Linked DNA regions of Homo sapiens: region 1 is linked to region 2. A link is a contact called in ENCODE Hi-C or POLR2A ChIA-PET data. All regions are on one chromosome and are shown on one strand. The core of a region is the stretch at or near the end of the contact, and the rest is flanking DNA. Distances in the headings are between cores, read along the strand shown. Region 1 overlaps CRTC1 (CREB regulated transcription coactivator 1). Region 2 overlaps ELL (elongation factor for RNA polymerase II).

Region 1 (4,135 bases), core at 1,530-4,029, 310 kb before region 2:
CCTTATAAGAAGGAGATGAGATTGGAAACTTCCCAACACATTTGAGCTAAGACACAGGTGGCTGCACTGGTGAATTTTACCAAACCTGGGACTACAGGAATTTACCATTACACCCGCCTAATTTTACCAAACTTTTAAAGAGGAATTAAAAATACTTCCAAAAAATAGAAGAGAAGTGAACATTCCTAACTCATTCTATGAAGCTGCATTGATTAGGTAAAAAAGAGGGAAGATTCAAATTACTAAAATCAGAAAATGAAAATGGGAACTTTGCTACCAACTTTACGTAAATAAAAAGGATTACAAGGCTGGGTGTGGTGGCTCACGCCTATAGTCCCAGCACTTTGGGAGGCCGAGGTGGGCAGATTGCCTGAGGCCAGGAGTTCGAGACCAGCCTGGCCAACATGGCAAAACCCCATCTCTATTATTATTTTTTTTAATTAGCCAGGCGTGGTGGCGGTCACCTGTAATCCCAGCTACTCAGGTGGCTGAGGCACAAGAATTGCTTGAAATTGGGAGGCAGAGTTGCAATGAACCAAGATCACGCCACTGCACTCCACCCTGGGTGACAGAGCGAGACTCTGTCTCAAAAATTTTTTTAAAAAAGGGATTACGGTCAGGCGCGGTGGCTCACATCTGTAATCCCAGCACTTTTGGAGGCCAAAGGAGGCAGATCACTTGAAGTCAGGAGTTCGAGACCAGCCTGGCCAGCATGGTGAAACCCCATCTCTACTAAAAATACCAAAAAAAAAAAAAAAAAAAAAATTAGCCAGGCATGGTAGCACATGCCTGTAGTCCCAGCTACTTGGAAGGCTGAGGCAGGTGAATGGCTTGAACCCAGGAAGCAAGGTTGCCGTGAGCCGAGATCATGCCACTGCACTCCAGCCTGGGCTACAGAGCAAAACTTCGTCTTAAAAAAAAAAAAAAAGGATTACAAAAGAGTATTATGAAAAATTTTCTGCCATCAAGTTGGATAGCAAAGACGAAATGGACAAATTCCTAGACACATACAAACTACCCAAAAAAGTAGACAAGCAAATACAGCAAATTGAAAAATCAAAAGCTAACCTCTTGAGTTTTTTCTTTTTTTTTGAAACAGAGTCTCACTCTGTCTCCCAGGGTAGAGTGCAGTGGTGTGATCATGGCTCACTGCAGCCTCCACCCCCTGGGCTCAAGTGATCCTCTCATCTTAGCCTCCCTAGTAGCTGGGACCACAGGCGCACACCACCATGCCCAGCTAATTTTTGTATTTTTTGTAGAGACGAGGTTTCACCATGTTGGCCAGGCTGGTCTCGAACTCCTGACCTCAACTGATCCACCCGCCTCAGCCTCCCAAAGTGCTGGGATTACAGGCATGAGCTACGGCACCCGGCTTGAAAATTTGATAATAAAAACTAAAAGTGTTGGGAGCATTCTCAAGGTTTTGTGGCCTCCTGGAAGGAACAGGAGGCCTTCTAAGAGGTAGAGCCAGGCCTCCACCTTTCCCTTTCCCCCTCCCACCTGCCCCCCACCTTGCCCTCGCACCTGAGTGATGGGTGACAGCGGGGACAGGGTGGGCGATGCCTGCTGACGCCTTGCCTCTGTGCTCAGGGACAGGGGGCTGACGCCAGCTGGGCGGTGCTGTGGAGAGGAGCCAGGTGTGCTCATTCCTAGAGAGGAAGTAGGAGGGAGGGAGAGCAGGTGTGAGACTGATCACTGAGAAAGGGCTGCTTACACACCCACAGTCACACTGCATGGGAATAGCTCAACTGCTCAGACAGAAGCCCATGGACATGTCCCAACTGCCAAACCTGGGCACCCCCCGAAGGCCCTGATTCCTGACCCGAGGGTCCCACAGTCCTGCAGAGTCTGTTCTCCTTCCTTCCAGGAAGGGGGTGTCTCACAGCCAGCCAACCAGCACATCCCCATCTCTGGAGCATAAGATTGGCCCCCAGATGGGCATGTAACCAGGCTGGCCCAATGAGAGCCTTCCCAGGGGCTTTGGATGGAATTCCAGGAAGGGCTGTCTGAAGCCGTGTGTGGGGCATCCTGTGGCGAGGTGAGGAGCCAGCTGAAGGGCTGCAGGGGAGAGGCAGCATCTGAGCCTGCTTCCCACTTTCAGGAGACAATAAATGGTTTTTTTTGGCTGAAAATGGCTTGGGTTGTGGTTAGCTTCAAGCCAGCAGGCCCTGCCCAATGCTGTGGTTTTGCCCACCACCTCGTGGATCTTGCCCTCCTTCAGTGAATGTGCCCATTCCTGCAGCTGCTTCTCTTGGCCCCCAGACCTGAGCACCTGCTATCCCCTATGTCCCACAGCCACTTCCTCCTCCCCAGACCTGGTGCATTCCCCAAGCTGCAGTGCCACCCATCAGGCTGTCTGAACTAAAGAATGTCACTCCTTAACATCCTTCCCCCTCTCTGCCCTGGGGTCTGACACATCATTCCTGCTGGAGGTCCTGCCAGGAGCCGCCTCATCACCCCTTCCCTCACCCCGGCCCCGAAGGCCCTTGCACTGAGCAACCCAATCCTTGGATTCTGCTGCAGTGATGAAGCTGGGTGAGGTCAAGTTCAACATGGCAGTAGCTGGGGCTGGCTGGGTTATTGTGGGCACCATGCCAGGCAGGCAACAGGCCCCTCGATGGCAGGAGGACCCCTGCGAGCCTGGCCTGACCCCCATCCACTCTGGAGACTTGGTTCCCTGGTTGGTGAGATGGCGACGATAACAGCCGCCCTCTCCGGTTCAAAGTGAGGCCCTGGTGAGGTCAGGAGCAGTCTCTGAAGAGCATCTGGCCTGCAGTCAAGGCGGGGGTGAAGCCGCCTGACTCACCCCAGGAGATCTGGGCACCAGATTAACCTTGTTCCGGCAGATGAGACGGCGGGTGCGTGGGCCCATGGGAACACACCCGACAAGCGCCGAGGGGAGATGACAGCCTTGTCCGTGCCCAGGGCAGCTGCTCACCGGGGCGAGCTCGGTCACGCCTGCACTTCCCCTCGGATGCCCTGGCAGCTCTGCTTGGCTGCGCACTGTGGGAGGAAGCCTGGTGCTGTTGACTGCTCCCCAGGCAGCAAGCGCCCTTTGCAGGCCCTGGCGTCCAGGGAGGCATCAACAGAGGCCTGGACGGGAGGATGTGGGGGAAGCCTGCTCAGAGCACACTCAGAGTCACGACCCTGGGCCACTCCCTCATCTTCTCCTGAGTGTCCGCCACTTCGTGCGTCCAGCAGGCCGAGAGATGCTCAGTGCCCAGGTCAGAAGCAGAGGTCGGGCTCGGTACAAAGTAGGGGCAAACGTCAGGAGCGTGTGAGGGTATGGATGTGGGACGACAGGGGCGGGTGGGGCCTGAGGCAAACCAGAGCACTGTGGCCCGTCTCGAGGTGCAAGACATCGGCCATGGCCACTGGGCTGTCTGATTCTTCAAGAGCAGCCAGAAATCTGGTGTTCTACGGGCATTCCCCTGGTTTTTCAATGTTGATTCTAAGTACAGTCAAGCATCACTTAACAATGGGGGTGACTTCTGAAAAAACGCGTTGTCCGGCGATTTCATGGCTGTGCATGAGGATCACAGGGCAACTTACACAAACCTGGATGGCAGAGCCTCTGCACACCTCGGCCAGACGGTAGGGCCCTTGTTCCCAGGCTACAAACCTGTACAGGGTGACCGTCCTGAATACCGTCGGCCAGGCACAGTGGCTCACGCCTGTAATCCCAGCACTTTGGGAGGCTGAGGCAGGCGGATCACCTGAGGGCAGGAGTTTGAGATTGGCCTGGCCAATGTGGTGAAACCCCGTATCTACTAAAAATACAAAAATTAGCCAGGCGTGGTGGTGGGCGCCTGTACTCCCAGCTACTCGGGAGGTTGACGTAGGAGAATCGCTTGGGACTGGGAGGCGAAGGTTGCAGTGAGCCGAGATCACACCACTGCACTCCAGCCTGGGTGACAGAGTGAGACTTTGTCTCAAAAAAAAGAAAAAAAAAATTAAAAACAGTAGGCAACTGTAGCACAATGGTAAGGACTTGTGTGTCTAAGCCTAGAAAAGGAGCAGTAAGACACAGCATTATACTCTGATGGGGCCACTGCCGATTATGTGGTTTGCTGTTGTCAGAAACGTCAAGATGTGGCGTGTGGCTGTATTACAGATGCACAACTGTGGGCCCACA
Region 2 (4,131 bases), core at 1,621-4,120:
TTTGCCTGTTGTGGACATTTCAGATCAATGGAATTATACGCTGTGTGGCTGACATGTAATCTGTGGAAACTTGTAGCTGTGAGGAATGTTGAATCAGGACCGGGCGTGGTGGCTCATGCCTATAATGTCAGCACTTTGGGAGGCTTAGGTGGGAGGATTGCTTGAGCCCAAGCCTGGGCTCAAGTTCTAGACAAGCCTGGGCAACATAGTGAGACCCTCATCTCTACAAAAAATGAAAAAATTAGCCAGGCATGGTGTTGTGCTCTTGTGATCCCAGCTACCCTAGAGGCTGAGGTGGGAGGATCACTTGAGCACAGGAGATCCAGGCTGCAGTGAGCTGTGACTGGGATTAGAGGCGTGAGCCACTGCGCCCAACCTATTTTCTGTTTTTTTTATTCCAGTCATCCCTGGGTGTGTGTGAAGTGGTATCTCGTTGTTTGTTTTTTGTTTGGTGGGTTTGTTTGTTCATTATTGCTCCTTGCAGGGCAGGGCTAACCCATAGGCAGTGTGCCCAGAGTAGCCAGTGTCTCGTTGTTTTGATTTGCATTTCCCTGATGACACATGGCATTGAGCATCTTGTTATGTGCTTTTAGCCATTTGTATAGCTTCTTTGAAGAAACGTCTATTCAGAGCTTTTGTTTTTCCAAGGACACGAAAACTGGCATTTTTTATTTATTTATTTTATGTTTTTGAGACGGAGTCTCGGTCTTGTTGCCCAGACTGGAGTGCAATGGCATGATCTCTGCTCACTGCAACCTCCGCCTCCCGGGTTCAAGTGATTCTCCTGCTTCAGCCTCCCAAGTAATTGAGGTTACAGGTGCCCACCACCATGCCCGGCTAATTTTTTTGTACGTTTAGGAGAGACGGGGTTTCACCATGTTGGCCAGACTGGTCCCGAACTCCTGACCTTAGGTGATCCGCCTGCCTTGGCCTCCCAAAGTGCTGGGATTACAGGCGTGAGCCATGGGCGCCCGGCCTGTTGATTTATTTTTTAACGTTTTCATCTCCCTGTGGAGTCTCTTTTCAAATGTATTTTCGTGTTCCTCTGTTTTGAGGTCTGACGTTTGTTGCCTGGAAGCTGCAGTGCAGCCGTTGGGGACACTGCACAGCTTGGGGCCTCTGAATCCCGATGTGCCCTAGTCCTGGGCCCTGTTTCTTCTTCTCCTGAGGCCACACATCTGGCCATCCTGTTGTCCAGCTGTGGCCCAGGTAACTTCCCAACTGCCTGGAGGAGTGGCCCGAGCCTCTTTGCTGCCTGACAGCCCTGGGCTCACTGTCCTGCAGCCCCACCAGCAGTGATGAGGATCTGGAGTAGAGCTGTGGGGGATGGCCCTGCAGCAGTCTGTTGTCCCCTGAGGTCGTGGTGCCTCTTGCTCTGGGCCCTGGATTCTCTGGATCCTGCAGCAGTCACCACTCATGCTTCTGCTATGCTTTCCGGTGTCTTCACTCCTCCTTTTGTCTCTGCCTTGCCTGTCCAGTGGATGCAAATGCCTGTTCTCAGTTTTCTGTCTTTAACTGGGAGTTCTGTTTATGTCCACATGGCTCTCCTCTCAGGCCACCAGGGAAGTGACACCTGCAGTGGTCTGTAGCCTAGCCCATTTGTTAGGGAGATGGGCTCTGGGTGTCACTGGCTGGCAGAATGGCCACGGCCCTGGACTTAAGTCTCTCTGCAGGGCCTGGAGGGGCGCTAGGCTGCCCTGAGATGGCACAGCCCCCGGGAATTGAACAGTTGGGTCAGAGAGGATACCCATAAGCTGCAGGGTTGCTGGCGGGGGTGGGGGATTCCACTTGCCCAGATCACATGGAGCGGGAGAAGGGGCATGCACTGGGGTGTTTCTTCCCTTCTTCCCCAGCTGCATCACCTAGTCAAGCTGGTGGCCACTCTGCCGCCCTCCAGATCCTGCTGTGACCTGGGCTTCCAGGAAGGCTGTCTCATCCTAGGCCAGGGCCCTCCGTTCTCTTCTGCATTTTGGACAGTTTCTGCAGTGAGCGTTCTGAACAGGATGAACAGCTGTCTTTAAAAGCAGGGTCCAGCACCCTAGCGTGTGTCCCTGGTCTCTCCGGTAGCAGGCACCTACACAAAGTGATCCTCCTCTGGGCTCAGGGGGACAGTGAGTGGGGAAGTCCTCCTTTGGGTGAAGTCGGGGGCAGGATGGCCTCAGGCCCAGGCTCCTGTGACCCCTTGGCCCTGCTCTGGATTTGGGAGGAGGGGGGTCCCTTCCTTGAGGCATCTCCACCGGGCCCCCATGTGGATACAGGCCTGGGGCCCCTAGGCCCCCTCAGCACCTTCTGACCTAGCCCTGCCTCTCCTTCGCAGGAAGCTGTGCCAGCCACAGAGCACTGGCAGCCTCCTTGGAGACCCTGCTGCCTCCAGCCCCCCAGGCGAGCGTGGGCGCTCGGCCTCGCCCCCACAGGTAAGTGAGGCATGCCTGGGGTGACTGTCCCAAGCACCTGCAGGGCACTCTGTGCTGCATCAGTAACCCTTGTCACCTTCCTCACCAGCTCTTTGGAGCATGAGCTGCTCCAAGTTGAGCCGCCTCCCTCCGCCCAGGGACCAAGGGGGAAGCTGTCGGGTTGGGGTTGGGGGCAGATTCCTGCCAGTGTGGCCGCAGCACCCCAGTGTCACAGTGCGGAACCTGGGACGGGGGGCGGCTCCCTGATGTGGGCTCAACCCTGGGCTTCCTGCTCCTGTGTCACAGTTATCACTGGGGAAGCATGCTGAGCACAGCAGCGCTTTAGACCAGTCCCCAGGGGTGGCCCGCTCACACACTGGGCCCTGCCCTCCCCCTGCATCGATCCCAGCAGGCTGATGGGCCCCAGCTGAGGCCACCCTGAGCGGCACCTGGGACCTGACTTGGTGCTCGGGCGCCCCCATGTGGCCAGCGTGGGCCTTGCAGGCGGCGTTGGGTTTTCTAGCCAGGCCAGGGGATTGCCTGTTGCTGCTCAGCCACTCTGTGCTCCCCTCTAAAATGATCTCTGCTCCTCTCCAGAAGCGGCTGCAGCCTCCTGATTTCATCGACCCCCTAGCCAACAAGAAACCCCGGATATCGCACTTCACTCAGAGAGCTCAGCCTGCCGTCAACGGGAAGCTGGGCGTGCCCAATGGCCGTGAGGCCTTGCTGCCCACCCCGGGCCCACCAGCCAGCACGGACACCCTCAGCTCCAGCACTCACCTGCCCCCGCGGCTGGAGCCCCCGAGGGCCCACGACCCCCTGGCCGATGTCAGCAATGACCTGGGCCACAGCGGCCGAGACTGTGAGCACGGAGAGGCGGCTGCCCCAGCCCCCACTGTGCGCCTCGGCCTGCCCCTGCTGACGGACTGTGCCCAGCCCAGCAGGCCACACGGCAGCCCCTCGCGCAGCAAGCCCAAGAAGAAGTCCAAGAAGCACAAAGACAAGGAGAGGGCGGCTGAGGACAAGCCCCGGGCCCAGCTTCCAGACTGTGCACCTGCCACCCATGCCACCCCCGGAGCCCCAGCAGACACCCCAGGTAGGTGCCCAGGCAGGAGGGCGTTGCCGGGGCTCTAAGTACTGGCCCCACACCCGCCTCACCCTCATGGGGTGTCGAGGGGGCTCAAGCTGTAGAAGCCAGGGGAGGGGACCCTGTTGCCCCAGGCCCCATCAGATTTGCCCTGTGTGCCTGGCACCTGGCACCCTATGTTCCTGCACCTGGTCCTCTCCCTGCCTGTCTGGAGTGCCCGGTGCCACTTGCAGTCAATGTGCCAGGCCAGCACTGGGGGCCGGAGGCCCAGAGCCTTGTGGGGAACTGAGGCCGCAGAAGGGGCTAACATGCAGAGAGGAATGGGGCCCAGGCCCCAGCTCTGACTGCAGGGAAGCCCCAGGAGCCAGGGCCATGCTGAGGTCTGCTGGGGTTCAGGGAAGACAGTGGGGGCCCAGGCAAGCCAGCCCTATTCAGGGAGAGGCAGCACAGGTGCAGATGGGCAGATCCTGGTGGGAGAGGGATAGCACCTGGACCTCTGTAGGCACCGTGCGACTGTTGTGGACTGTAGGTTTCTGCTGTGGGGACAGGGCCTGGCAGGCTGGGATTGGGGAGCCAGGAGACCTGGGCGGCTCCGAGACCACAGCCCAGGCACCTAAACTGAGCAGCAGTAGCACCCGCCTAGCACCGTGG

Evidence for each region. Hi-C counts contacts between places; a loop is a spot of excess contacts on that map. ChIA-PET counts read pairs that join two places held with the same protein, here RNA polymerase II (POLR2A). Pooled maps may share reads with other maps.
Region 1: a loop to region 2 is called in a map of left cardiac atrium, with 6 times the contacts of the local background. The contact joins two enhancer-like sites. A Hi-C loop is called at or near these places in 2 of 168 maps with a recorded cell type or tissue (left cardiac atrium and mammary epithelial cell) and 4 of 50 pooled maps. POLR2A ChIA-PET finds 5 or more read pairs at or near these places in 1 of 52 experiments (H1).

What each region holds. Positions count from the first base shown.
Region 1 is chr19:18,762,918-18,767,052 of GRCh38, reverse strand. CRTC1 (CREB regulated transcription coactivator 1) reads right to left here. Exons shown (of 14, transcript NM_015321.3): 9 at 1,525-1,649. Among named protein-coding and RNA genes, the nearest start is that of COMP, 26 kb to the left of the region's middle. Within about 2 kb of position 2,779, at least 11 of the 41 ENCODE cell types and tissues checked have a DNase peak (open chromatin) inside an H3K27ac peak, as active enhancers do.
Region 2 is chr19:18,449,835-18,453,965 of GRCh38, reverse strand. It overlaps ELL (elongation factor for RNA polymerase II), which reads left to right. Exons shown (of 12, transcript NM_006532.4): 7 at 2,318-2,414; 8 at 2,991-3,489. Among named protein-coding and RNA genes, the nearest start is that of ISYNA1, 14 kb to the right of the region's middle. RefSeq lists enhancers at 2,157-2,963, 2,964-3,770. Within about 2 kb of position 2,870, at least 4 of the 41 ENCODE cell types and tissues checked have a DNase peak (open chromatin) inside an H3K27ac peak, as active enhancers do.